Regions from separate parts of the Mus musculus genome. Here region 2 is linked to region 1. Evidence: chromatin loops called from intact Hi-C (ENCODE). Cell type or tissue: left cerebral cortex. All regions are shown on one strand. Links, peaks and the distances in the headings refer to the core of each region. The heading gives the core; the rest is flanking DNA. Region 1 has its middle 92 kb from the start of Gm34645. Region 2 has its middle 48 kb from the start of Gm34645.

Evidence for each region. Peaks named below come from ENCODE experiments on the same cell type or tissue, not always from the same donor. Only the 100,000 strongest peaks of a DNase experiment are listed, where the experiment ranks them.
Region 2: a loop joins it to region 1, with 2.1 times the contacts of the local background. A loop is called at or near these places in 5 of 42 quality-filtered maps.

The regions. Positions count from the first base shown.
Region 1 is chr7:131,728,632-131,743,761 of GRCm38, reverse strand. No RefSeq gene overlaps it. Among named protein-coding and RNA genes, the nearest start is that of Gm34645, 92 kb to the left of the region's middle. In left cerebral cortex, for the core only: no CTCF peak of the experiment used is centred there; no DNase peak of the experiment used is centred there.
Region 2 is chr7:131,868,039-131,883,168 of GRCm38, reverse strand. No RefSeq gene overlaps it. Among named protein-coding and RNA genes, the nearest start is that of Gm34645, 48 kb to the right of the region's middle. In left cerebral cortex, for the core only: no CTCF peak of the experiment used is centred there; no DNase peak of the experiment used is centred there.

The DNA.
Region 1 (15,130 bases), core at 5,793-10,792:
CTCCTCTATGTCCCACATGATGTTACTGAAACACCCTGCGGATAGATCCACATCTGAGCAGAGAGAAAGTAATTTGTAATCATCTCAGGACTTGACCACAAAGGAGTAATAATGAATCTTTGCTCCGCATTGATCACCATCTAGTGTCCCATCTTCCCAAGCAATGGTCTAGCTTTGCAAATAATGAAAACGGCGACTTAACCGCCACCCACATCCAAGCAGGACACCACCCCCTCCCTGGGTCTACCCTGACAGGGGCGTGGGGGAGATTTCAAGAAAGGAGTTGTGAATGAGGAAGGCGCAGTTTTCAACTGCATGGAATTTAGCCTGGCAGGGACCCAGAACTGTAAACAAGTAATTACACAGATGAGCATTTAATTACACATGCGAGAGATGCCTAGAAGCAGTGGGGGTGGGGATCCTGCAAGCAATGGCACTGCCCAGCCTCATCAAGGGGCAGGTGTCTCTAAGAGAGTGCGCCTGCAACAGAGACCTAAAGCAACCACAACATCAAGGAGGAAAGAAAAAGCAAGAAACTGAGGGAGGCTGATTAGGAACCTGATCATGCGGGCTTCCTCCAGACAGTGCCTGCCTTTTGACATCTGTGGCTGACAGCAACGATATAGCTAGGGGAAGCTCTGGCCCTTAACAGAGATGAGGGATCGTCCTGGATCTTCAGTGGGTATCAAGTACCCAGCCTTATCTTCTACATCCTCCTCAGGTCCACAGAGCCCTCAACCTTTTTTCCCCCAGAATCTCTTTCCCTGTGTGCTTCTGGGATAGGGCCAACCAATCCTCCTATGCAAGATTCCAAAGGCAAAAGTGGGCATTGGACTTTAACTCTAGGGTAGCTGCACAAAGGTGCATGTACCCCACTATCAGGTCTGCAGATGAAGGCCAGCTCACCCTCCTTGGAGCTGAAGGTGGGTGAGGTTGGCAGAGCTGTCCTCTTTCTCCCCAAGTTTACAGAGGTCAGGATAGGTGATGTCAAAAGGAGACTTCTGCCAAGTAGCAGTTTGTTTGCCTGCCCTTCTCTCTGCCCTGTAAGCCTTCGTGTCTGTAACCAGGTCTGTCTTCTAAACCTGGAGACCCAGCCTGGAAGAAAGAGCCGCACTGAAATAGTTCATGCTAAGGAGACAGCATTTGGTGGCAGACTGTTGCATCTTCTCTGAGGGTCTTCATTTCAAAGCCACTGCTTGGGAGCCAAGAGAGAGATGTGGATGTGGGAGTGATAACATCTGCAGGCACCTGTCATGGAAGTCACCCTCTGCAGGTGTACAGGTCCTATAGTGGCACTACAGGAAGGTAGTCACAGTCCAGGGCAAACATTGGTATTTTTCTGCTGCCAGTAAGATGCTACTTGGCCCTAGGGAGGAGAAGGGAGGGCTGGACTAATTAATCTCCCTACATTCACATATTGACCAAAGAGAACACTTCAAAACTAAGTATAGAAAGTGTTCAGGTGCTGGAGAGATGGCTCAGTGGTTAAGAGCACTGATTGCTCTTCTAGAGGTCTTGAGTTCAATTCCCGGAAACCACATGATGATTCACAACCATCTGTAACGGGATTCGATGCCTTCTGCTGGTGTGTCTGAAAAGAGCAGCCGTGTACTCACAGACATAAAATAAATAAAATCTTCAAAAAAAAATGTTAAAAAGGAAAATGTTCACAGACACTTGTCACATTTCAAAGCTGAGAAGTGTTCTCTCTCTCTGTCCCTCTCTCTCTCTCTCTGTCCCTCTCTCTGTCTCTCTCTGTCTCTCTCTGTTTCTCTCTGTCTCTCTCTGTCTCTCTCTGTCTCTCTCTGTCTCTCTCTGTCTCTCTCTGTCTCTGTCTCTCTCTCTCTCTCTCTCTCTCTCTCTCTCTCTCTCTCTCTCTCTTTCCTGAAGTAAGGAAGGGCGTCTCCAGTATGCAGACTTCCCAGGCTTCTACTGACAGGGACTGGGCTCATCTCTGTGGAGCTCAGCATAGGAGGGAAGGGTAGAAGAACTGGGATTGTTCCAATGAGAAGAGGAGGAGGGTGGGGGGAGAGTGGAGATGGGGGGTGTGGAGAGGGAGGGAAAGAGGGGGCTCTTCCTTGATCCTCTACCATCACTTCCTATCTTTTCCCTAAATTTCAAGTTGGATACATTTTGAGACCATAAATGAGACTTTAAAATTAGAATGTCCTACTCCAGCTCTCACAAGTTAATCCCAAAGTTAGATTCCAGAAAATTCTATGTTCAAGAACTACCATATTTATGCAATAGAGTAATAAAACATGGGAAAACATTTGCCTATTGCAACTAGGGAGCTCAAAGCCAATCTAAATTCTAAGGAACAACGGAACAACAGACCTGGGGACCCCTCAAGGTAATGAATTTGCTTCATCTTAATTTCTATCCTGGAGTTAATTTTCAAGAATTTAGTCTATATCTATATATGAATGTATACCTTAGCATTTATAGATTGGAACTGATCTTAAAAATATAAATAGGCTGACCAGCTAACTCTGTGGGTGAGGGTGCTTGCCGGCAAACTTGATGACCTGAGTTCAAGTCTTGGGTTCTATGTGGTAAAAGGAGAGAAGAGACTCTTACAAGATAGCCTCTGTGCCATAGCAAGCACATGTCTACCCCCACACATACATACCCATAGCTCACATACACATACATATCCCACACACATATATAAATACGATTAATGTATTATTGATACCACAAATACAGAGATAAAAAGACAAATAGAATAGAGTAAGGGCCAGGCAGGGTATATAATAGGTGTACAGGCGGCTCAGCAGTTAAAATTATTCATTGCTCCTACAGAAGACCCACATGTAGTTTCTAGCACCCACATCAGACTGCTCAAACTATCTGGAACTCCAGTTTCAGGGGATCTGATCCATCTTCTGGCCTCCACAGGCATCTGCACACATGTGCATAAGCCCACAGACAGACAGACAGACAGACAGACAGACAGACACATAATTAAAAATAAAATAATCTTTTTAAAAGAGAGAACAGAGCACTAAAATCATAGGATTCAGCCTTAGCACGCAAGGACGCAGATACAAGTCAGGGGTGAAACCATACCAGCCCTTGAACAGGGAATTTCTGGCCAGCAGTGGCGCAGGACTCTCATTTCAAATAGGCACCATTTAAGAAATGTCCTGCTCTGAAACATGGGAAAATGAGAAATTATAGAGCCTATCTAACAAATCAAAAATAAATGAAGTAACAACATAAAGGTACATTTACCGTTATTTATAATTTAGCATTTTTACCTTGTTTTCAATTGTCTCTCGTCCTCTTCATTTGAGGAGCCCATTACATTTTATTATGCTAAACCCTATCTTCTGTCACATAAATTACAGTTAAAGATCTTAATATTAAAGCCTCTTAGCTCAGAGATCATATTTCAAGCTTTGTTCAAACCAGACGTTAATGCTGGAATTGAACACAGAACGCTCTGTCTTCATTACCTACCATCTCAGAAGCATAATACAATTTTTGCTATATATGGCACAAAAATGCCTCTTGGTATAACACTGAATTATGGAGATATATTGATTTCTGCAGTATTTTGACAAAACAATAAAACTAAACCTGTTAGCTGCTAAACAGACACCCGGACATCAGCCCAGCCATGATAGCGGCAGTCATGAAGATAAAGGCTTCATCTAGCCCAGTTACAACAGGAACTAACTATTCAAACCCTTGTCTGTCCTGCTACTTCCTGGTGCACACGCTGATGTCAATTTTATGGTCCTTTCTTCCCAAGGAAAGTGAGGAGAAAGTGTTCTCATTGGCTTGAACTGGAATCTTAAACCTCACTTACTAGTTGGGGGACCTTGAGTTCTGGGGATTGGGTCTCTGTGAGTCAGATGTACAACATGAATCCAGTTCCTGAAACAAGCTTGCACAGACAGCATGAGGCCCACTGGGGTTGGGAGATGCAAGATCACATCGTACCCTTCTGTGGTCTCTCTCTTTCCCCATTATCCGGGGCCCATTTTGCCTGTTTTCTGTCTCCATTTGCTCATGTAGGAAGGGAGGCAATATCCAGATCTGTCCAACCCCAGACGGTTATTTGAGGACAAAGTGCAACAAGAGATATAACTGTGCTTTGCAAAGGAAAAAACGCTACACACACATGAAGGATTATTACCACAAATCAGACTTATACGCACCCTCGGAGTGCTGTGCCATTTTGAGTCAGGCATTTGGCCAGCACAGAAAAAGGACTTTTCAAAGATAAATCAGCGTGTCCTTCCCTCTGCCCCAGTATAGGTGACAATAATTGCAGCAGATCGCACACCTAACTTTCCCCCGCCCCCAAGTAATGAGGCAGCATTGCCAAGACTGAACTTCACAGGTATCAGGTGCCAGGTTCCTATAAAGAGCCAAGCCTGGGCTACTGTCACTTGGCATGGGGATCTCATTTCATCCTGTGACTACTGGGAACATGGACACCAGTATAATGTGTGTTTTGACAGTGAAGATTCTAAGAGTGAGAGGCCCATGGATTTACCCAAGCATCATGACCGCTGAGGGGTGGTAGACCAGGATGGCATGTAGCCACTTGCTCCATGCCCAACCTATAAATGCTAAGAGATAAATTCACATTATTCTACTCCGGCCTCTGAGGTGACTCCTGACCTGGAATGTCTCTGGGTGGGTGAAAAACAACTGAAAATCTCTGAGGTTTTCAGTTCTCACAACTGATGGTGACTTAGTTCAAGTCACCTGAGCCGGTTGTCAAAGTAGCTGAGCTGAACCAAGGCATGGACAGTACTCCTGATACGAGGCCACATCTGAGGTAGAGAGGAGATTTTGAAGCAAGACGATTGGGGCTTGAGTCTTGGCACCATTGTTACTAGGCAGAGTAATTGTGAGCCAGGCCCTTACCATCTCTGATCTCAGGCAAGAGACTCACCTTCTCTGACCCTCAGTTTTCTTCTTTCTGGTTTTTGTTTGTTTGTTTTGGACAGCATCTTAACGTGTAGCTCTGGCTTGTCTGGACTTCATTATGTAAACAAGGCTGGCCATAAACTCAAAGTCACCTGCCTCCCTGAGTGTTGCTATTAAAGTCATGTGCCACCACTCCTAGCCAATCTAGCTTCTTAAGTGGTAAATAATAACCACATATGGGGGAACATACTAAATCTGGAGGGCGTCACAAATATCTTGACAGCAGTAAAGGCTTTTTAAACATGGACCTACCAAAAATTAATTCAAAATCAAGCACATAAATGAATGAGGTGTTTTTGACAGCCTGCTCATGTGCATGGCATGGCTTCACTTCAGCCCTGAATGGGAACACACAACACACACATACACACACACACACACACACACACACACACACACACACTTTGTACAGCACATGGCATTACCACATGCAACACACCAGAGGATGCTGTTCAAACACCCAGGTTCAGATCTGAGACTGTTGGAGGTAACAAATTACAGCGTTTTTACCATCAATACCAAGTTTTCTTATCTTTAGTGGTTTATGCACAGAAAATAGTCTTTCACTCTCTTCCTAACAACATTCCTCCTGTGCAAGTAACACATTAATACATCTTTAAGTTGTATAGTATTGGGATGTTCGACTTTTAAAACTGCTCCTTGAGTTTCTGGCTTAAGTTTTATTAATTTTTTAATAAAAGCATTAAATTAATCTTTACTTGGGATTAGGGCAGAATTTTCAACAATTTCTGTAATGGCCCTACATACACTACCACCATTTCATATACATATTTTTGCAAAACAGTGTTCTCGGCACTGACATAAAATCCAAAGATTGATAAACTCTGAAAACCACTGAGGGTGCTCTATATCCTGAAGTAGCAAATATTCAGCCAAAATATTACGCATGTGGGTGTATATGTATCTGTCTGTCTGTGTGCCCATCTCATTAGTATGCAAGTTTGCTTTCATCTTTAACAGATAAAGTTATTGCATACCAGAAACTGTTTTAAAATAAATTTCTATATAGTTTATTATCAGTCAGTGTTTTATTTGCATGCATATTTTATATATTGTGTACCCTTGGTCACAGGAAAATTTCCAGGGCAAAGAGGGCCATGATTAAAAAGAATTTAAGAAGCATGATGCTACCAAGATGGCTCAGTGGGTAAAGGCAGTTGTCACCATCTTGATATCCTGGTTCTTCACGCTGGAAACCACAGCATGGGAGGAGAGGACAGGCTCCACAGAACTGTCCTCTAATTTCTACAGACACACTGTACCACGCACACTTGCCTCAGGTACAGAGGCGGGGGTGGGGGGCACACACTAAATATATTTTTAAAGGCTTAAGAATAAGCCCCAATTTACAACAAAAATGTCATTCTCTCACAGGTCTGGAGGCCAAACTGCCCCAAATCAAGGTGTCAGCTGGGCCGAGTGCCCTCTGAAGGCTCAAAGAAGAAATTTTTGCTGTGGCTTCTTACTCAAACTAGGAAGGTCTTACCTTAAAGTCACCATCGCAGGTTCTGAGGCTTAAGGCATAGTTACATCTTTTGGAGGCCACCTTTTTCAGGCAACGACACTGAAATGCAGACATTCTTCCTGGTGCTCTATTATTGTACTACAAGACACAGTGTGCTGGTTAGGTTTTTTTTTGTCAACTTGACAGGAGCTTGGGTTATCATCAATTTTACAATGCTTTCATCAGACTGGCCTATGGAAAAACCTGTGGGACATTTTAAAAGTAATGATTGTTGTGGGTGGGCCCAGCCCACTGTGAGTTATGCTACTCCTGGGTAAGTAGGTGGTCTTGGGTTATATAAGAAAGCAGGATGAGCCAAGCCATGGGAGAAGGCCAGTAAGCAACACTCCTCCATAACTTCTCCTTCAGTTCCTGCCTCCAGGTTCCTGCTGAAGCTCCTGCCCTGACTCCCCTTGATGGACTGTAAAGTATAAACTAAATTAAACCTTTTCCTCTCCAAGTTGCTTAGATCATGGTGTACTCGGTGGTTTGAATGAGAATGGCCCCGTAGGCTCATATATTTGAAAGTTTGTTTCCCAGTTGGAGATCTGTTTGTGAAGAATTAGGAGGTGTGGTCTCGATGGAGAGGTGGAGCCTTGCTGGGAGAGGTGTGTCACTGGGGGTGGGCTTTGCAGTTTCAAAAGCTCATACCAGGCCCAGTCTTTCCTTCTCTTCCTCCTTCCTATGGATCAGATGTGAGCTCTCAGAGACTGCTACAGAGCAAAGACTATCTGCTTCCACCATGCTCCCTACCATTAACGGCCAAGGACCAACCCTCTGAAATGTAAGCAAGCCCTAATTAAATTCTTCTGTGTAATAGTCGCCTTGGTCATAGTGTCTCCTTATAAAAGTAACCAAGACAGCATTTATCATAGCAGTAGAGAATAAACTAAAGCAACAAGCCCTGATATGGCACCCCTTACGTGCAAATAGGGAAAAAGATCTTTCAGCTCCAGAGTCCCTGGGTCCTCGCCTGCAAAGCTGAACTGGTCACAGAAGCTGTCCTGGGGTCTGTTGTGAGGACGCTGTAGGATCTTGGTTACAAAAAGCTTGCCCTTGTACTGAACACCTAGTAAGCACTCAATAAAAATGACTTCGTTTCCCCAAGCAGGACAGATTACAGGGATGTGTTCTTCCTCTGCAAAGCTGAAGGTGCCAAGATGGAGTAGCAAAAGGAAACATTTGCACATTTTCAGAAAGGCTTGAAAAAGAAAAGAAGGAGCCACCCCCACCTCCCACCCCCACCATCCATCCCCCACCCTACCCCCACCCCCACTGCTGGGTCCAGACAAAGGGACTGGCAGCTCGGGGAGAGCTTCCATTCTCACACCTGTGCTGCCCTCACCTATGGACGCACCAGGAAAGCAAATTGGGTTTACGTCGCAAATAGAAAATGATGACGCTAATTATCTTACATTGTAGCGCCCAGGATGGTTCTCAGCAGCACTTTGCCTCGCATTATCTTGTTTGATCACACTATGAAAGAAGAGACTTCCATCTCAGGTGTTCAGGGCTCTGTGCAGAGTTCCAGGCAGCTCCCCCCACACCTCCCCAGGAGTGGGGGCTGGAGACTTCCATCTCAAGTGTTCAGAGCTCTGTGAAAGAGTTCCAGGCGGCCTCCCCCCTCCCCAGGAGTGGAGGCTTGGAGCGGTTCTGTTGCTGTTTGGTTTCAGCAAAGGGAAAGATTCGCTCGAAGGCATCACTTCCTCACGTCCAAGTCTTCCCAAGCAGTAATGGAAAGATAGGCCTGCTTCTAAGCTTGGAGCTCAGGGGTCTATCCTTCAGGTGAAGCCGCCTGGAAGTCACTGTGTCCCTGTGATATCACAAGAGAGGACAGAGTTGCTAGTGTCAGCTGATGTTTTTACTTCCCACAGGACATCCTATGACCAGATGGTCAGTCTCTCAGAACCCCTCCCACCATGAACACACTGGAATTACTAACATCTATGGAGAAATAACTACAGTTCACCCAACCTAATGTACAACCATTTCCCCACCAAGGAGACAGAATGTTCTGTCAGGTTCTGTTAGCAGCAGAGAAATCGCTGCTTCAAAATAGCCAAGTTTAGGGGGTCCACAACCTCGATTTCATTTTGGTCTGAGAGTCCCCCTTTATTAGGAAAGAGACTTTCTTTATGAAAGGTTTTTCATTTTCTTACATCTTTTTTCCCATTACCGCCGAAAAGAAGGGTGGTTGAGCCGTACTGATAAAGGGATAAACATCACACAGTGCGGGTGGAAACGCTTGCCTCCCGTGTTATAGAATCCCCTTGGGTAAAATCTCACACAGAGCAGGCTCTTTTTATGTGTATGTCTGAAAAGAAAGAAGGACGAAGGCCCGTTCCCATTTAAAAGCTACAACTATTCCTGGGCATGCAGGACCAAGCCCATCAGAGGAATGTGTAGAGGAAGGCCCTCCAACTACCTAGTCCTCAACCTTTTGCTATTGGGGAGAATAAAATATTTACTAATAAATGAATCATTTTTTCCCAGGGGAGCACCCTTCTCTCAGGACAACATATTCTTTAACTACAAAGAATCTCAAATGGCAAGCTTCTTCTCCCCCTGCCCCGTCTCCCCACTCTTGCTCCCTATCTCTCCCTCTCTTATTCCCAATGATCAGATGTGAGCGCTGAGAGCAGCCAGCCTTCTGGAGACATCTCCTGCAAGGCTCTCATCCCAGCGGAGCCTGCCCACCCCGGTGCCTCACTCGTGCTAAATGATGCCGTTTTGTTTCGTTCATTTATAGGGCTACTCTTTTATTGGAGGCATGTTTATTAACTGGTAACTGTTAATTATATAAGAAGATAATTTCATGTAAATGTTGGATTTAAAAGCAGTCTATCTGGCGTGCTTGCTGTTTAACAAGAAGGCTTTGGGATTTGGGTTTTGTTGCTCCTATGTGAGTGAAGCAACTAATTGATTCAGGTGATTGAATGAAAAACGCATCGTAATTGCTTTCCCCCATCAAGCAGCTACTAGAACTATTTAATGCTGGCAGGGGGACAACAGCCTCTATGATACGCTGCCTCTCGGTGTATTGCCCTAATAAGACACCCTTTGGGCCCTTGGTTAACAAAGGGATGTTTAGATGGGGTCCTGGTGGTCCTTTATCTAAGAGCAGAAAGAGCAGCCCTGGGGATTGCATTATTCAGGATTTTTTAAAAATTCAAAAAGGAAAGAGGGGAAAAGTCCACTTTTGTCTCAATTATCTAGATAATTGCCCACCCACTCCCAGCCTCAAAGGCTTTGTGCCTGCCTAGAGACAGAGACCACTTCAGGGGAACACGGTGTTCTCTACACAGTGGTAAGACACGGGCACTCTCCAGATTGTCTTCTGGAAGGTTTCCAAGTAGGGAGAAAGAAATATTGGGAGTAGAGATGCGGATGATCTTACCTAGACCCTCTTATGCCAGCAAGGGCCACATGTCCCTGGAGGGGTGCTGGCCATTAAACAGGTTTGGCTTGGAGCCTTGTAAACAAAACCCACCTCTATGGGTTTTGTTGCAAGACTGCTTGGTGTCACAGCACTACACATTAGTCTACATGTAGGCTACATGTTGGTACCAGACTCAAGCCTTAAGGCCAGGCTTCCAAGATGGGGCCCTGACCCTCGCTGGAAATGAAATTCAGCCCCGTGGGTGCGTGCAGAGGGCTGTGTTCTGTGTCAGCTACGATGTAAAGGATGGTTTCAGTGTACACATGTCATCCTCAGAAGATTCCACCACTGCCACCCCATCGTCAGAGAGACTAAGGCCATGTCGGTGGAAGCAGCAGAGGTGACTTTTGAACCTGGACCTCCTTGATTTGGTGTACTTCCGGTTCAAATCGTGGAAACTTCAAGTGCTCAGTACAGCTTCAGCCACGTGGAAGGTGCCCTCAGGCATTGGTGGTTATGATCCCATTGTGGCTGGCTAACTGCTTCAGATAGACCTTTCATCTAAGATGTGCCTGACCAGCCATAAGTTGTCCACGCTCTGTGGAAGACTATGGGTTTCCAGGTAACCCCAGTGGTTATCCTTGTCTTGGCTATCCTTTGTGACAGGCCTTCAAGTCAACCAAATCAGACTTACTCTTAAAGCAATGGCCCTGCTCTCCTGGGGCCACTCAACTGGGACCTTTTCATTTACAGTGATCATTCTGACCCCTCTAGCAAGAAGTCCTAAAGAGATATTCAAACAGGATCGCCTCGCTGAGCTGCATACGTGCATATGCATGCATTCCGTGTTACAGTAAAAAACACTGACTTACAACGTAAGAGAGAGAAACACTAGACTTCGAATATTTGAAGTTTTCCCAATGTGAACCCAACCACACCCAAGTCAAGGAGACCCGGCCACTTCTCACCTGCAAGAAAACAAAAGCCAAAACTGGTTCTCTACTCCATCATAACCTCTTCCATTACACCAAACACCACCACCAACAGCAGGAATAAGAGGCAAAATTAACAAGAATTAACACAGATTAACCTTGAAATTTGTTCTCATCCAGCAGTGTGATTTATTTAGCATTTCTAAAGTGAGGAGGTATTTCTAATGGCTGTGGTAATAATCTTCCAGATGAACACTCATCACAGTGGAAGACATTTGGTCAACTGGGTATCATAAGAACGGCCATAAGTCACTTAGGCCCTCCTCTCCTGGGGACCATTATGATACTTATCAGAATTAGATAACATCTAATTCTAACATTCTTTTGTTAATCAAGACAAAACTCCCACGACTGTCTATGTGTCCTGGCTAATGTTTTTTCTGTCATTGCCAGAGAGATACGAGTGCTTTGTTCAGAGACACCTTGCCGACGAGACCCCTCTTTCCACACGTTGGCAAAAGTAAGATGGAGATGTGATGGAAGAACACAGGATGGGCCCGTTTCTAGATCAAACTGTGTCTATGTGACTTTGGTGGTCCTGAATGCCAGCCACTATGCAGTGACATGAACCACATCACCAGCGTACAGTATTCCTGAGCTGTGTCACTATTGTGTAACACTGGTAAGCTGCATCTCTACTCTTGGGGGTGGTAAGCTGTATCCTTGTTGGGCAGCACTGGTGAGCTGCAATGCACTACTACTGAGCACAGGGGAGAGTTTCATCGCTATTGTATGGTGTTGCTGAGCTACATCACTACTGTATAACACTGGAGAGCTGCATCACTACTGTGTAGTGCTGGTGAGTCATATCACTACTGTGGAGTGTTGGTAAAACTTAAAGGCTTTCATCAATAAGTGACTGAGGAGAACCTGTGTTTTGGCTGGCTAGATGATGGTTAGGTACTTTCCACACTGATGTTTTAGAATCTTGGAAGCAGCATGTTTGTCCCAACTGAAGACACCTTGTGAGGTTGCTCAACTAACCGGCTTATGTTTTATAGAAAGCGCTCTCAATGTGATAGGCGTGACCTCTTTGATCTGGATTGATCACAAACTTCCAGGAACTACTTTAGGAATAAAGAGAACTTGTTGGGCCATAAGGAATTCTGGGATAGACCATAATAAGATGAGGTGAAGTGTTCACACTTGGGTGGATCTGCAGTCCAGCTGTGTTGGAGTACAAGTTGAGAATGAAGGAACTTTCTCAGCTTCTCTGTGTGCATTTCTTCACCTCTATCTCTGCTTCTCCAACAGACCTCTTTCCATCCATCCAATTGACGCATGCCCACCTGACAACACTCCTCGGTTTTTACTACCTGTTCTGGATTCTCTGTCTCTCCTACTGGTAATTCTTCCCCCAGAGGGGAAGCAAGGATCTTGTAGTCCCAAGATGAGTAAGTCCATACTTACGTGATTATGGGTTGGACCCAGGAGTATCTAGACTTGTAGGTTCGGGGCTAGGATTCATCAGTGTGACTAGGGCTGAGTAAGGCTTCTGTCATATACTTGCCTGTGGGGCCAGGAGGTACAGCACCCTGAGACTTGAACCCCATTCTGACAGCATGATAAAGGATCCTAGATGGAACGATGTGCTGTTACCAGAAAGTGGGGGAGAGAAGGTCACCAGGACATACAATCAAAAGCCCCTCAGATGGCTCCAAGTAGAAAACATTCAGCCCTGAAGACTGTTCTCTAATTATTTGACTCTGTTTCAAGCCAGATAGCAAATGTCTTAAATTTGCACAAATCAGGTCAAGGAAAGGATTCTGTTGTTGAGCTATGAGTGGCATCCCTAAGTTCACTATGATGTAATGTAGATTAAATAGCCCAACCCATTGATCAGTCATTAGTCTAAGCACAGGACTCATTCTTTAGACATCTCCATTGGTGAATGTTTTTGTTGAGGGACGGGAAGATTTATGATCAAATTATCCATTCAATGACACAGCACAGGACCCTGAAAATCACCAAAGTTGTCCGTGTCACTGTGGATGATGATTCAACACTCAGTTATTGATCTTCCTGAGGTTTGGGAATTTTGTCCATGCTGCGACAGAACAGCTAGTTTAAAAGTGTGGGGGGGGGGGGGGAGTCAGGTCCATCAAACAAAAGCACTATATTCCAAGTACTAGTGTGCTGTGACCTAAGATTTTCTTTGCCTTGGCTATTTGGAATCTGGGGTCTAAGGAGCCACAACCTCTGTGAGAAAGGCAAAGACATCCTATGGGAAAGTGGAGCCTGACTTCTGTAAGTGGGAGAATATAACTTACTCACTCTGGCTTTCTCATTATTCTTGGAAGGAAATGGACTCTGGGCCTCAAGATGTCTTGGTAGTTTACTTATCCTATATAGATAAACAGCCTTCCCCAAAATGGAATCTTACACTGTGAACCAGAGACTTCAGGTGACAGGGACAACATCCAATACTACTTCTGCTACTCCTAGCCAGACTGAAGCCTTGCTGGTCACTGACAGGAGGAGCCCAGTGCCACATGCCTGCCTCTGGTACTGTTTATCCAGAAGATTCCTCAAGAAGTCAAACTGAGAAGCTACTAGAGAGATTTCTGAGGGTGACAGGAATGTGGTGTTTCTTGAAAATAGAGACTGAAAAGGAACCAAGGTTCAGAGAGGACATCGTCATCCCCTCCCCAGACAGGTCTTACCAGGCATAAAGGGTGTAGAGAGGCCAAGGATGTCCAAAGGTGTAAGTAAAAACTAGTCCAGGGAGTTTGAGGGAAGGCAAGCTCACCCTGACAACTTCATTCCAGCAAGAAGCAGTTGTTTCTATCAAGAGCAAGATGGTGGAAAGAAGAAACTGCTGTCCTTGACTTGATCCTTGGTTGCATCAAGGTCCCTCCTACCTCAGGACCCCACTTTCAGTTTTCTCTACCTGGGACAAGTCTTGCCTCTTCTCCACCACAACCTTCAAATTCCAGTTCATGTTTCACTCCATTTGGGAAGCTTTACTAGATTCCGCCACTACCCACCAAGTGACCCGTTGCCACCAAGTTCCCTAGGTCTTCCTTTGTGACATTGTGTTTAGTTGTCTCTCATCTGAGTCTGCTTTATGGAAGGGTAAACCTCTGCATTCCTATTCATTCTGTGTCCCAGGACCATCACTTGCCTCACCTATGGTGGGCACCCAATATTTCCTATGTGGATAAAACAGATGGACTGAGAAGCACACTGACCACCCTGGATTGGCCATGCTGGTGGTGTTTTGACACACTCTTCCTTTTGCTTTAGAGTATGGGTTATAGTTTTCTAGTCCTTTTATAAAGTCCTTCTGCAGTCTCCATGGCTGAATGTGCTGGGCCCAGAGCAATCTCTAGAAGAGACAAGTTGGAAGAAAATGAGAAAGCACCAAACCCCAAAGTCCTCACTTCATAGCATGTAGATGGTAGATACAATAGAGGAGAGTTAGGTGGGAGTATTACAATGGTGACACCAGGGTCTCTGACATCACAGATTTCCCAGAGGCCTGTTCATGAGCTGGATCTTCACTAAATATGTACTGCACCCTCTACAGTGTTAGGAATTCAACTGTGAAGAGGCCAGACAGAAAGTCTGTCTTGAGTGCTTATTGTGCTAGGGGAATGGCAGGCAAGAAACATGTAGGGAGGTGGGTATTTGGTACCCAGGTGCCATGGAAAGTCATTAGGACAAAGTGAAGGATGGGGAGGGCTGGTACACAGGAAGCCCTCTGCATGAAACTGACATCTAAGAAAGAGCAGAGCAGAGCACAGGCCCAAGCCTTCCAGGCAACAGAGACCCAGAGAAGTGGCTTCTGCACTTGACTTGGGAACACTTTAAGGATGAAACACACAGCAGTTAAGAGTGTTTGCTGTTCTTCCAAGGGAAAAGCTCAGTTCCTAGCACCCACATCAGACACTTCACAACCAACTGTAACTCCAGATCCAGGGAATCTGATGCCTTCCTTTTCCATCTATGGGCACGCACACTCCCATGATATACACTCACAAAGAGACACACACACATATACACATAAATAAAAATAAATCTTTTTTTAAAACAGAGTACAATGGCCAGCTGGTAACCAAAAATCTGAAAACTGAATGGCTTCAGCTTATAGCCCATCCATTAGGAGAGGTTCAAAGAGTGGGATGGCTCTGTCTGGCAAGAGTCCAGAGGACATGTGAGCCTAGAATCAATGGGCTATGGCTGCTCAGTGAGGTCTTTGACAAGTGACCAGATGAGGAAGTAGCAGGAACAACACTTGATGTTGTGGATTGTATCTTGACTATCTCTCAAAGGCTCACGTGT
Region 2 (15,130 bases), core at 5,935-10,934, 140 kb before region 1:
TGTTGGCATTCCTCACTCTTAAGACTGGGTTCTTAAAGTCCCTCCAGTCTCCTCTGTGACTTGCTCCCTCTCTGCTGGTCCAACGACAGCACTTGAGATAGCTGACTTCCAGGCGAGGAGTCTCTGGCACCTGCCAGTACACCCTTACTGTTCCTTCTAACTGGAGCACTTTTGACTTTAGAACAAATCCCCTCCAGGGCTCACCTAGCACGGCTCGCAGTTACCCTCTCTCCATATGCCCCACTTCATATTCAAACAGCTCTGCTCACCTTTCACCTGGATTGTATTAGACAGAACGTATTTGAATTTTCTCATTTATTTTTGTCTCCCACTGGAACACAAACCCCACAAAAGGTGGGGGCTTTATCTTGGCCAGGTTTTCCTGTTTCCAACACCCTAGGTGTGTCACAGTTTTTCTTGTAATGACGAATTCCTTTTCTCACGGACATGTGAACTGGGGCTCAATGAGAGAATATTGCTTATCGAGAACTCTCTGCTCTCAGGCTTGGCTGGTCCCTGGGTGGTGTGCCGGTGGATATTTAAGATCTGGCACTCCAGGTTGTGTTTGCTGGTTTTACTGGTGTACATAGTGCCAAAATGGATGTTGCTAAATTATGTGTCTGGTGGGCTCTGAAAGAAAACAGTGTAAGCTGATGCAAAAAAGCTCTTGCCTGCCCTCCAGGCTGCGTCATATGCAGTACAGCTTCAAACCACCAGGGGGCAGCCTCTCCCCACTGAAGACATATACTCTCTCACCCCTCTGCACTTTTGCCAAGCAGGGCATGGTGGGTCCCTGTTTGGTTTCTGTGTTACCAGCAGTGCCTAGCCCTGGGTGGTTGTCTGCTGAAAACAGACATTGCCTGAACAAAAGTGAAGTAAGCGAAACAGATTGTAGGTCTGAATAGATCACTGGTGACCCCTGGTGAGGGGAGACTCAGTGAAGAAAGTCAGGATCCTGTCACCCTAAGAAGCTCTGGCAGGTGACACTTCCCAGCTTGCTTTTGGCTCTGTCTGAGGTCCTGACACCTAAAGGCCAGCTCAGGGTCCCTGGCTCATTCTCTTAACCCTGTCCAGTTGGGCCTTGTGGCTGAGACCAGCAGGCTAGAGTTCGACTTGGAATGCGTGAAATTGCCACATCCCCTTCTGGTATTCACTGTAACAGAGAGTAAGAACATTCCTTGGTAGGATCAAGCTCTGGGCCTTGCCTGGGTCTTCACCAAAGTGACTCCTTTACCCTGGTTAAGAAGCACGGGGCCAAGTCTGGAGCCTGTGTTTCCCAACAGTAAGTTCTGGCATTCATTTGCTGAGTGGTTTTCTGACAGCCAGCCCAAGGTACTGTGTGCTCACTGGACAGGAGTTTCTCCCACCCAGGCCTGTGGAGCCACCCAGTGGGGTCCCAGGGCCTCCTCACTGTTCCTCTTGGGATATTGTCTACCAGAGGCTGCAGAGGCTTCTATTCCCTTCCACGCATGCAAACGACAAACCTTAGGATCCTTCTTCTCTTCTCAGGCATCTCTAAGGGCCTTTACCCTTGGATTCACACACATCAACCACCAGTGAGGCCTGGTGGCAAAATATGAACAAAGCAACGTGTGGGGTTATCCCACTCCCAAGGAGCAGAGTTCAAACAGGAGTTCGGGGCCTAGGTCAGCCAATGAAGTCTGGAGAGGAAAATGTTGGGAGCCATTCCAGCAAAATGGCTCCCAACAGGGAGTAAGGTGGTGGTGGGGATACCCAGCCTCTTAGCTAGGGCTTCTTTCAGCTTCCTGGGCTGGTCAGTGGAGACCAAGCAAGACTGTTCCTCTGGTCAGCGAGAGTCATGTCCAGTCTGAGCAGCACAGCTGCACTTATAAAAACTGTGTGATTTTTCAGAAGGGAGGCTATAGCCATAAGTGTCACCTGGCTTTGCGCTAGCTGGTCCTTATGTCAGAGGAGAACTATGGAGCAAGACAAGGAAAGGCTTATCTTCCTGCAGTACTAACACTGTGAGGCAAGAATTGATGGCTCTGGTGTTTTAAAATGCAGGCAGCATCTTTAAAGGACATTGGCTAGGTTTTTTTAAAATGGAATTTGAGGACAACAGTACACAGGAGTCCCTAACCTAGAGCCTGGCCATTTTCTCACGGCCAGCATGTTGTATAACAGTCAATTCCCTGATGGGTGGGTCCAGTGCTGCTCCAGACCCCATCAGGGCCTGGGGTAAGAGGCCATTTGCTCTTTTGCAATCTCCCTTATTTGTCCAAAAAAAAAAAAAAAAAAAAAAAAAAAACTACACAAGAAGACCACACTGGCAGTTAAAATTGATTTTTTTTTGTTGTTGTTTGTTTGTTTGTTTTTCTGTTTTCTCATTTGTCCAACTCTTTTATGACTTGAGTGGAAAACAGATGGCATTCAGAGAAACTGAGGCAGGTGATGAGAGACTGCTATGTTGGGCTGAGGGTGGTGGAGTTTTAGGTCATAGTTTGGTCCTGTGGAAAGATATGTACTCTGTGACACAACTGGAACCCTCCTGTGCCCTTTGGATCATCCATCCATCCATGCCAGAGATCTAACAGAAGCACAATGAGAGATTTGCCAGGGATGAAGCTACACTCGCCCTCCTTCCACCCCTGTGAGCGCCCACTGGGGAGCATGTGGCAGAAGGTGCCTCACTGTGGAGCGTCCCAGAAGATGGTGGTACAGTGGTCTCTGGGATGGGGATGAAGGGGAACAATGAGCAGGGGTGTCCCTGCCAAGCCTGAGCACTAGGTCCCTCAAGAGGCATTCCAGTGCTCAATCCCTGGGCAGGTCTGGGCCTCCGGGATACCTGAGACACCGCCCAGTTGGGGAGAGTCAAGTGCAGAGCAAACACCTGCACAGGTGTTTGCAGGCCTTGTGCTACGCCCACTACCCCTGGATAATGGCGCTCTGAGTGAACCTAGGAAACTTAACTCCTGCTTGTCCCCAAGTGAATGGGCACTGGGACTCTGCTCCCAGCTCCTTGGGGACTGTTGCATTGCAGGGGAGGACATTCCCCAGCACTGGGTACCAGGCAGCTTCCCTGGGGTGGGGGTGGGTCTCATCATGTTCAGGTGCACCGGGTATAGTGTCTCAAAGGACCATGGGGAAACTGAAATATTCTCAGCAGTTTATATTTTCCCCAATAAGCTGGTCATCACTGGCTGCTCCAGGCCTTCAAAGCTTTTCAGCCATGAAGTCCCTTGAAGAATAAGACTTGTCATCTGTGTCTCTATGGACCTTGATCACTTCTCCCCCGTGTTTCAAGATTCCACAGGCCCAAGGCATACAGTTTACACCTGAAGTCAGTGCAAGCTGCAGGTCACCTCCTGCCTCCTTGTAAGCTCCAGTTCCCACCGCTCTCCCCTTCCTCTCATCCTCCTCCACTCCTCAGGACACTGGCAATTCTCTGGTACTTTTCTGCAAAGCTCTCTGTCTCTGAGCCCAGCCCTGGGAATGGGCAGCACCAGACAGTTGGTGGGTGATCGGTGGTTATTGGTAGACACTAGGCCAGAACAATCCACCAAGGCAGCTAAGCCACAAGCAGGCGAAGATGGTGGCCTCATCACGAGGGCTTGGACTCCATGCGGTAGGAAGAAAAAAGTTGTGTTTGTTTGTTTGTTTGTTTCAGAACAGTTCAAATAGTTCATTTAAGAATCAGGGGATCAAGAACAGAGCGAAGCCCATGAAATGTAGCTAGCTAATCCGCTCTGGTTCTAATCCAAACCGCAGTTCCACACTTGCCTGATCACCGAGCACCCCCAGAAAGGCATCATAGCCTCTCTGACCCCTGCAAAGTAGCAAATGTCTCAGGGAGCTGGGCTGTGCAAACCCAGCCCCCGAGAGGAAAGCAGTCTCCACTTGGCTGGAAGCTGGCAGTCAACAAACATTAGCAACTACAGGCTCCCTTGAGAAACCTGATCAAAGCAGCCAGAGGAGGGCAAAAGGTTGATGCATGCTGAAAATGCCTGTGTGCAGTGGTGATTTGATTTGAGATCTTTGCCTTGGTCTTGGGCCGAGGTTCACTGCAGCGGGTCCACTTCACACCCTGAAGTCCTGCAGACCCTTGTTCTGACTACCATCCCGAGCTCAGAGGCTGTAAGTCGGGCTTGTCCGTTTCATCCCTGTAGCACTCTTGTATCCAGAGTGCTGTCTGACCCCGGCGCATTCAAGCAATGTTGACTGGCTGGCTTGTAGCTACTTTGTATCATTGAATCTCCTATCCTGCTCCTATGAAGCCAAAGCTAGAATTGAGCTTGCCACAGAGGGCTGCTGCAAGGAGGATGGAATGAGATGACCCGAGCAAGCCTCTGGTGAACAGACCACAAGATGCTTCCGAAAGACTTCTTCAGCTCTTCCAGGCACAACATTGTCAGATACCTCACATTTGGCACGCCTGGCAGGACATACTGACACATGGGACTATGGCTTCTCTACAGAACACAGCAATCTTTATCTCCATATAAACCCTAGGAATATGCCTACTGTCTAAAACAAGATTCATATCCCAGCCCTCAGGTGTTGAGAGACAGGAAGATGGCACTGAATTATAGACAAACCTACCTCAAAAACAAAAAGAAAAATTGGGATGTCTTGTCAGTTTACCCATCTAAGGATAATAAGGCAGGCAGCAGGGTCTGAACAAATTCTTAGGCTCAGGTTTGGGGTACAGACCTGAGGCCCCAAGTGCTCACAGTGTGGTGAGGCTGTATCGTGAATTTTCCTGCCCATTCAGTCAGGAGAAGCCAGCAAATCTAGAGCTGCTCCCTCGCCGGGATTCAACAACCCTCGGAAGGCTCCCACCAGCTGCTAAACCAAGCGATGGAAAGAAAATTGAGGGTTTATGTATTTTTTAAATAAAGGGATTCTAATTCCAATAAAAAATAATGCCCTTCCATGGACAACTACCATCTCTTCTGCCGCTTCTTCCCGTTTTAATAAAAATTTTTATTGTGTACATTAGGTTAACCAGACGTAAGCGCGGCCTCGCTGTAGCTCAGAGTCACTCAAGGGGAACCACTCTCGTTCATGCCAAGACTGTGAATCAGGCTCCCTGGGAGGGAAGAGGAGCCACAGCCACCCTGAAGAGCAGCATTGGCTCATCGTGAGCAGAGGCTGGGAGGCAGGAGGGCTTGGCCTTCAAGGGACTATAGATATGTACATATGCATACATGCACATGCGCTCGTGCACACATGCACACACACGCGCGCGCGCGCGCACACACACACACACACACACACACACACACACACACACACACACACACGGGTGAGCTACGCAGCCCAGGCTATCCTTGAATGCAAGATTCTTCTGTCTGATTCTGAGCTCTAGGAGTACAGAAACGTATCACTACATCAGCTCGAATCATTTTGTCATACTTTACCTTAAATAGATGCTGATTTGAATGGTAAGGAGGCTATCTCATGCTGTGTCCCTCTCTGCCTGTTTCCTAAGTCCCAAAGCCAGGAGGAAGCCCACTAGAGGCTGAGGGTTGGTACTGTTGTTCTCTGTGCTCTGTGCATCTTTTATGGCCATATCCCCTCTGCTCAGACAGGAACAGAGCTAGATCCTGATATTGACATTGGGGGTGGGGGGCTATATTACCTCAGACAAATTAATTAACTTCTTAGTATTCTAGTTTCATTCATTTGTCAGACATGGACAACTGATACCAGCCTCGGGTATGGTTGTGAGGATCAGAGCAAATGAGCACATAGGAACCCCACCATAAGGATGGGCAAAGCCTATGTTCACTGTGTAGCACTGGATCATGGCGAATGTTCAAACACACAAGCCTATAGACACATTCGAACTGTAACAATATAGGATATTGAAGAAGGCTTTGCTATGGAAATGGTTGCCCATATCAAACCCCACAATTTCCCATCCCACATTAAGTGTTAGGTGGGGGACTGGGTAGGCTAAAAAGTATATGTTAGCTCTTGCTGTGTGACAGATATCCTAAAACCTCAGAAGTTTGAGATGTCAATCACTTCATATTTGTACCTCGTGTGTCCAGGCTGAGGCTTTTCAGATCTTCCTGGCTATGCTGACTTTGATCATGGCAGGAGTTAGTTGCTGGCTGCCGATGGGCCTAGACTGGTTTCTCTAAGGCTGCTGTGCCACAAGCCATGGACAGAAGAAGCAAAGAGAACTGGGAAAGTCCTCCTTAGCTCAGGCTGGCTCTCCCATCATGCTTGACTTGGGCTATGTGACGCCGATGGTCATAAGACCAGCCAGATTGGTGACATGCTGCAAAGTCATACCCAGCAAGCGTGGTGCTGGAGGGAAGGGGTGAAGTTAGGGAGCACCGATTCAGCCAGATCCCAAAGGGTCTGCAGGGCCAGTGAGATCAAAGGGGAAGCTTGGGAGAGCTAGTCTTCAGGGGCCACCTGTGTACACCTAGAAACGCCCTCAGTTGGGATCTCGACGGGGGGTGTCGTACAGCTTCAGGAGACATACCCACAGGCCCGTGGACTGCACAGCAGGATCTGGCGCAGAATGTGGGAATAGCCAGAGACTCATGGATGACTTCCATTCTGCTGGTTATGCAGGGAAGGATGATAATATGCTCAGAAACTCCTCCCCAGGGGCACGACTCAAACTGTCTCCTATACAGCTCTGGAGACGATCTCTTTGCCACCCCTCATCTCTGCCTCACACTGACAGAGGCCCTCCCAACCCCCAGCCCAGGGTCCCTCAAGATGGCCGGTTGCCTGGAGGCTTTGGTCATCAGCGCTCACTGAAACTGATCCACCTGGCTCAGCTGCTTCTTCCTGCAAGAGGGTATCTCCTTTTGGGGGTCACAAGAGACACCCCTAAACTCCTTGAGCTCCTGTGGCTGTCCTGGTCTTTGTCCATTCACAGTTTAATTAGGATGTCTGGTTCATGGCCACCTGCTGGTCCTCGATCCACCCCCCCCACCCCCACCCCAAGGAAAAATATGGTGGTGAATGTGGGGGATAATTGACATGTGGATATGTAGGCATTCCTCTTCCTCTGTCACTCAGATGGTCTTGAGATGTGAGGGTCAAAGCCTGGGCCCCTGCAGCCATAGCAAGCAAGGTTCAACTACCCATCCTCATGGACCCATGAAATGTAACTACATTGAAAATAAATGAAGAGGTGAGCACACACACACACACACACACACACACACACACACCCCTCAACAAGCCTATTTTTGAGGTCCTGACATGTGGTTTAGGTTAAAATAGAGGGCAAGAGGCATGCATAGCTGAGCATTTTCAGTCAAGTATGGCCCCACTCAGTCATGGTCTTGGCTGTCCCAACATGAGATTCCTGGGGAATTCCAGTTCTTAGGAGTTCATCATCTCAATAATAGCTGAAGAGTGTGACTCCCATGCTCTCATCAAATATATTAGATCTTTTTGGAATGGCTACACAGACCCTAGACTTCCTTGTGTTCCTTGAACCTACCACACTCATGTCCACCATAGAGCCTTTGTCCTGGCTACACCTTGTGTCTTGCCCTCTCCCTTTGGCTCCTTTACTTCTGCATAGCCTCCAATCAAATATCACTTCTCAGTGAAGCCTCCCCTAAGCTTGGCCCAGCTTTATTTCACACAGTGTTTGTCCCTTGCAGAAAAGATACAGTACATTTAATAACTGGTGATTAATGATGATGGGGTATTCATTCTGTTCTTTGATGCTAGGATGATAATTGCACACAAGAGCTGGAGGGTTGCCACACAGAACTATACCATGATATTTATAAGCTTGTGTGTATGTATGTACACTTGTGCACACATGTTCATGCGTGTACACATGTGTGTAAGCTCACATGTATGCATGTGTACATTGAAGACCATAGGTGAACATCAGATAATTTCCTCAATCATTCTTTGCCAGAGTTTTTGAGACAGGGTCTGTTACTGAAGCTAATGGATTCAGCTGGATTGGCTGGGCAGCAGGTCCCAGGGATCCTACTGTCTCTGTCTCCCCAACACTGGATTATAGATGCTGGGTTGGTTTGTTTTTTCAATGCTGGTGTTTGTCTGTCTGTCTGTTTGTTTGTTTGTTTTCACATGGGCTCTGGAGAATTGAACTTGGGTCCTCATACTTTCATGGTCAGCACTTACCAACTGAGCCATCTCTCCTGGCCCTTGTGAACCTTTTGAAAACTCAAAGATGCTGCCCCATCTATCTTCACAAAAATTCTCTAATTATTAGCATCTGAGCATTAGATTCCAATACAGAGAGAACTGTAGCCCCATTTTCTGGGAGGACAGCAGTGCTCAAAGAGCTGAAGAAACATACCTGGAGCCACATAGGTTAGTGGAACCCAGTCCTGCCTGGAGTCCTGCCTGGTTCCAGTGCCCTTCCCATTGCTTGCCTGCCATGAAAGAGGGTCAGGTGACTTTGTGATGGGTATCTGTCCTCCAGGGGATGGGGCAGGGCTATGTCTTAATCCAAGAAGACTCACAAAGAGAGCAATTGCCATGAACAGTAAGCAATCCTCACAGAGAGGCATGAAAAAGTGGAGAGTCAAGGTCACATGTCATTTGCATGCTAAAGGCAAGGCCAGCTTGGAAGGCTGGAACTGAAGCACAGGTTGGTACCCCTCATCAATCATAGGCTTCATCTTTGGGGCATTTCCAGCTTCACAAATCCTGACACTCGAGCATGGCTCTTCTCTAGCTTGGAGCAGATGTTAATTTGCATGCAGAGCCTCCATTTGTCGATGGTTCCCATTATCCCTATAATTGCCCCCACATACAGGGCTCGATAAAGTTATAAAGCTGTCCTTCGGGAGCTCCAAGTCAATAACAGGGTTATTGATCAGGTAGGGAAATGGTCTCCTTGGCCCTCTTACTGCCTAGAAGGAAAATCCCCCGTGGAATTGTAGATATAGGCCCCATGTCTCCCAGAACCTGCATGCTAGGGGGACTTTTTTTTAAGTGAAGACAATCTGGGGAGACCATTGAGCACCAGGGAACTAGTCCAGGTATCTGGAGGCTCCCTAAAAATATACTTTGGTAAGCAGGTGGGGCAGCACAAACCAATGATTCTAGCGCTCAAGAGGCTGAGTCAGGAGGATTGCCATTGTAAATCTGAGGCTACATCCCAAGATTGTGTCTATAAACAAACAAACAAACAAACAAATACCAAAAACATCCCTGGGTGGCCATCAAGTGGGCCCATTGTTGTCATGTGTGGTAAGGACAGCATACAGGAACTTGAGTCTCATCTCTCTCACTCTCTAGGCATGTGACCTTGAACAAGTCAATCTTTCTAAGCCTCGGTGTCTCTTTAGGTGAGATGGAGAATATGCTAATGCCTTTGCCCATCTCCCAAGGGTATTGGAAGGATTAAAGGACATCAGCATTATGTTCTTCAGGAAAGTGGTCTCTCGTAGATGACCCATGATCAGTGTTTGATCCTATGCTCCTGCATATAGGCAAGGCCAGCTTGGAAGCCTGGAACCGAAGCACGGGTTGGTACCTGACATCCATCATAGGCTTCATCTTTGGCGCATTTCCAGCTTCACAAATCCTGACACTAGATAGACAGCACTGACTGCACTCAGTAGACAGTGAAACCAAGACATGAAGTTGGGAGGGTTATGGGTGGAGTGTCTGGGAGGAGTTGGACGGACAGTAGGAGGCAGGCATGATCAAAATACATTGCATACAAGTATGAAATTCTCAAGGGATGGATAAAAACAATGGATAAGGATCCTTATTTCTGCTAAAATTAAAAAAGAAAGAAAGAAAAGATGCTTCTGATGTATGGAAGAAGTCCACAGTGTGACCTCAGCAGAAGACCATTGAAGACTTGAGTCACATCAGCATCCGTGATCCCATCAACACAGATCTCTATGTGCCCTGCGGTGTCATGGTAGAGTCTGATTCCTCAGTGACAGTGACAAATCTGGTTAGGAATGACATTGGGAGAGTCACTAGTCTGTTTTAAGTCTAGCTATTTGTTTCAGAGCCTTGACCATTCCTGACCCAGGAAGCACATGACAGAATAACAGGAAATGACCTGAATTGAGGCTGTTTTCTTGGACCCAGTACTTTTCCCCACAAAGGCCCTGTTTCTGTATTCTGAAGGGATTTCCTCATGTACCTATGGATCAGAGGTCAGAGTTCAGAGGTCCTCTTCCACCTCTGCTCAACTTCAGTGCATGTGGAGTTATTGCGAGCTCCCAGTAACCAGTATTACCATGTTGCTCCTAAGGCTAAGGTTGAAGTAACAGGGTAAGACAATCCCTAAGAAACAGTTGGTCAGAGGATGCTCAAAGCCTCTCCCTTTCAGAGTCCTCCTGAGAGATGTCTTCGAAAATAGCTATCAGCAAACACCCCCTCTTCATGAAAACAGGCCAGTATGGGCTTACAGCATGCATTCAGCCAAGCCCCACCCAGCCCCTGCCAAGTTGTCTTTGCCTCTCCACTCACCCCCCACTCTCTCATTCTCCTGGTGCAAGTTTAATAAGCCAATATCAAAACCATCTATGCCCAGAGCTTTCAAAGATTTAAGACTTTTAAATGTGAAGCACCTCATTATATCTGACTATTTTCAATAAAAAAAGAGTCTGATAAGGCTCTGATATGACACCAGTTATCAGCAGGATTTGTTTGACGTCGATTTGAAATGGGCACTGCTCGCTTTGGGGGTAATGGAATCAAACACTTGGCAACTGCACAGTGCAAGTAGATCACTTTTCAGGTGTGGACATTGAGATGGAGAGAGACTGTGTTTAGGGGTTTACCAAAATAAAGCTCCCTTGTACAGTGTGGCACACAGCGCTGGCTCCATGGACAATTGACTTCCTTCCCTATCAACCAGCTACAATGTTTACCTTCTTATTCCAACCATTTCCAAACCATTAAAACTAAGAGGATTAGCATCATGTTTCAGCTAAGGTGTACTTTTATTTCAGCAAATACTACTTTCGCTCTCGGGGGGGATTAAAGGTCTGAAAGAAATGATTTCTTTATGTAGCACACTGTGTCACACAGTTTAAAGTGTGTGTGTGTGTGTGTGTGTGTGTGTGTGTGTGTGTGTGTGTGTTTTAAATCAAAAGCATATGGGTGTGGGGGGTGTAAAAGAATATAGTGTCTGGTGAAAACAGATTTTGAAAAGTTAAGTTTCAGGACAAACAGCATAAATGGTGAGGAATTATTTAAAGTCAGAATCAAGGATTCCTGCCCCACGACTTACTACTTTCTCCTATGGATTATTTTGAGACAGGGTCTTCCTTTAGTTTGGGGACAGAGCTTGAACTCAACACATCCTCCTGCTTCAGACCTGCCATCTTTGACCAAGGGCCATGGACATGTAACATTACTCCAGCTCGACCACTCACTCTTTCTTTGCTCCTTCCTTCCTTCCTTCCTTCCTTCCTTCCTTCCTTCCTTCCTTCCTTCCCTCCTTCCTTCTTTCCCTTCCTTCCTTCCCTCTCTCCCTCCTTCTCTCCTTCCCTTCCTCCTTTCCTCCCTCCTTCCTTCCCTCCCTTCTATCCGTCTTCCTTCCTTCCTTCCTTCCTTCCTTCCTTCCTTTCTCCCTCCCACTCCCTCCTCCTCTTCCTCCCTTCCTCCTTCTCTCCCTTCCTCCCTCCTTCCTTTCTTCCATTGGTTCCTCCTCTGTTCCTCTTCCTTCAACTTAGAGAAGAGCAGGCCTCCAAGGGTCACCAACCAAACATGATGTAACAAGCTATAATAACACCAAGAACATATCATTACATCAAGTCCAGACAAGGCAACCCACTAGGAGGGAAAGCATCCTACAGGTAGGCAAAAGAGTGGGAATAATCCCTGCTCCACTGACAGGATTTGCACAAGAACACCAAGCTACTCAGACGTAAAATATATGCAGAGAACCTAGGCGACCCCTACAGGCTCTCTGATCTCTGCAAGTTCCCAGGAGTTGATTCTATAATCTGAATTCTTATGTGTCCTGGACCCTTTGGTTCCTCTGGTTCTCCCCACCCCCCACCCCCACCCCCACCCCCACCCCACCCCCCACCCCCACCCCCACCCCCCACCCCCACCCCCACCCCCACCCCACCCCACCCCAGCTCCCTCGCAGGACTCCCTGAGCTCAGCCTAATGTTTGGCTGTGGGACTCTACCTCTGCTCCCATCAGTTGCTGGATGAAGTCTCTCTGGTCTCTCTGATGACAATTCTTCTAGGCTCCAGTCATAGCACACTTTGTAGGCAGGATGATCTGTGGATGGAAGGTTTTGTGGCTGGTTTGGTGCCCCAGTCCCTCCACTTGAGGCCTTATCTGGTTACAGAAGATGCCCAGTTCAGGCCCTGTGTCCCTCATTACTAAGAGGCTTATTTTTTACATTTGTCCTCCTTCAACTCACAGTTACTGCGTGAGTAATTAGATGCGTGTGATTTATAAGATATGGTCTCACAGCCTAAACACTAAGCAATAATTCATCAAAACCACGAAACCTCAAGCTCCAAACTAGAGCTGAATTTTTGAAACTCTGAGGTAAGGTCCAGTGACAGCCTACCACAGTGCCAGGTGACTTGGTTAGTTGAGAACAACTGATTTAGGGCAAATACCTTTCTATTTGGGGGTTGAATTCCCTACACATTCATATAAACCCATAAACCCCATTATTAGCTGAAACATATAAAGCTAGGACCTTTAAAGAGATAGCTGGTGTTAACAGGGAATGCAGGTTAGTAACCCCCAGGACTGTTATCCTTATAAGGAAGAGGCACAGGCTATATACACAGAGAAAAAGCCAGGGGAGGACCCAGAGAGAAGATCTGCTGCAAGCCAAGGAGACCAGTCTCAGGAGAGACCAATCTAGCCACACATCGGCCCTGGACTTTGCAACCTGAAAGATATAAGAAGACACATGAGCATGAACCTGCCCAGTCTGGTATTTTCATAATGGGAGCTTGTATAACACTAAATTCTCCTATCACAAAAGGAGACTCGAGAAAGATGGTAACTTGTCCAAGGTTGCATATTCTATTAGGAACAGAGCCTGGGCTAGAATCAATATCGGGAATAGATTTAGGAAACAAAATTTAGGTGTGTCTTATTTCAATAAGATAGTAGAGACGTGGACACAAAAAGAAATTTTAAGAGGGACAGGGTTAGCAAGATGGCTTACTGGATAAGGGCATTTGCTGCTAAGCCTGATGATACATTCAATCCCTGGAACCCATATGGTAGAAGGATAGAACTGATTTTTGCAAGTTGCTATTTATCTACAAATACACACACACACACACACACACACACACACACACACACACACAGTGTTTGAATAAACGAGAATGGCCTCCATAGACACCTATGTTTGAATACTTGGTTCCGAGTTGGTGGAACTGCTTGGGAAGGATTAAGATGTGTGGCCTTGTTGAAGAATGTAGATCACTAGAGATGGGCTTTTTTGAGGTTTTAAAACCCAACATCATCCCAGAATGCCTTTCTCTCTCTGTCTACTTCTTGTGGATGAAGATGTTAGCTCTCGGCTGCCCCTGATGCCATGCTTTTGCTTTGCCACTGTGGACACTAAACCACTGAAACGTGAAATACCCCCTTTAAAAAAAACATGCTGCCTTGGTCATGATGCTTTCTCACAGCAATAGAAAATTAACTAAGACAAACTCTTAACAATTAGGAGTACTGGCGACCTGTGCAACAATGCCAAGGGGCCAAATGTGCGTGTAATTGGAATCTGAAGGCAGGAGACATGACAAAGGAGGTATTATAAAGTCTTAAAGTTAAGCATTCAAATATTTTAAAATTTGATTATAAAATATAAACCTGCATATAGGAATGTATCAATACACAAGAAACAAAGAAATCTAGACCCAATGGTATCAAAATCAAATTACTTAAAATCATCAATAAAGAGAAAAATCTTAAAACACAACCAGAGAAAAAGAAACACGGCACATTAGAAAAACAAACCTAGGTGATAGCAGATTTCTCACTGGAAACTGAATGCTAAGAAACCGAGGAAGCACATCTTAAGTCCTGGAAAACTAATATGCTAGAAATATCTACCCAACAAATATGTTTTCCAAAACTTAAGGCAAGATGGAATTTTGAAAACATTCAAAAATCAAAAGAAACTCTCCATTAGATCCAAAGATTCAAACTGTAGAAAATATTTGTGGTGGCTAATCTTGGTTGTCAACTTGATTGGATCTAGAATTAACTAGGATACAAACTGAGATTTGATTGGGTTATTTTAAGGGGAATGACCCACCCTAAATATGGGCAGCAGCCTCTGGTGGCAGCCCAGATAAAAGGACAGGAACAGGAACTTCTCTGTTGGCCTGCTTGCCTTCTCTCTTGCTAGAAAGTTCATCTGTTACGCAGCACTCCTTTGGCAATGTTATAACCAGTATCATTGGGATTTGAGTGTAGACTGAAGACCATTGGTTCTCCTAGAGTTTTCAAAGCATTCACCCTTGTGGATTTGGTTTAATGCTTGTATTATATTAATTGGGTTCCCAAAATTGCACAAGAATCCACATGAAAGATGTTGAGGGTCCCTGCCCTCAGTTGGCTTTGATTGGTAAATACAGTTGCTGGTGGACAATGGCTGGGCAGGGAGATAGAGGGGGACTTTAGGATTTTGGAGAGAAGGCTCAGTGGTTAAGAACACTGACTGCTTTTTCAGAGGTCCTGAGTTCAATTTCCATCAAGCACACGGTGGCTCACAACCATCTGTAATGGGCTCTGATGCCCTCTTCTGGTGTGTCTGAAGACAGCTACAGTGTACTCACATACATAAAATAAATAAATTAATTAAAAAAAAAAAGGATTCTTGAGCAAGAAGGATTTAGAACCACCGCTGTGGGGGAGGGGATGAAAAAGACCCGGCCTGAGAAGTGCAGACAAGAGAGAGAGCCAACGTGTAAGAGCCAGGATAGAGCACTTCCAGCAAGCCACACACACACACACACACACACACACACACACCCACACACACACCCACTGGGTCTAGGGCAACAACAACGGACTATAGATCTTAGTAAGTAATAACTCAAGAATATTGGAAGGGAGGTGTTAACCATGTGGAGGTTTGGGAGTGGCTTAGCCATTGAGCTGTTTAAGGCATATTAAAATAGAAGCCTCTCTCTCTCTCTCTCTCTCTCTCTCTCTCTCTCTCTCTCTCTCTCT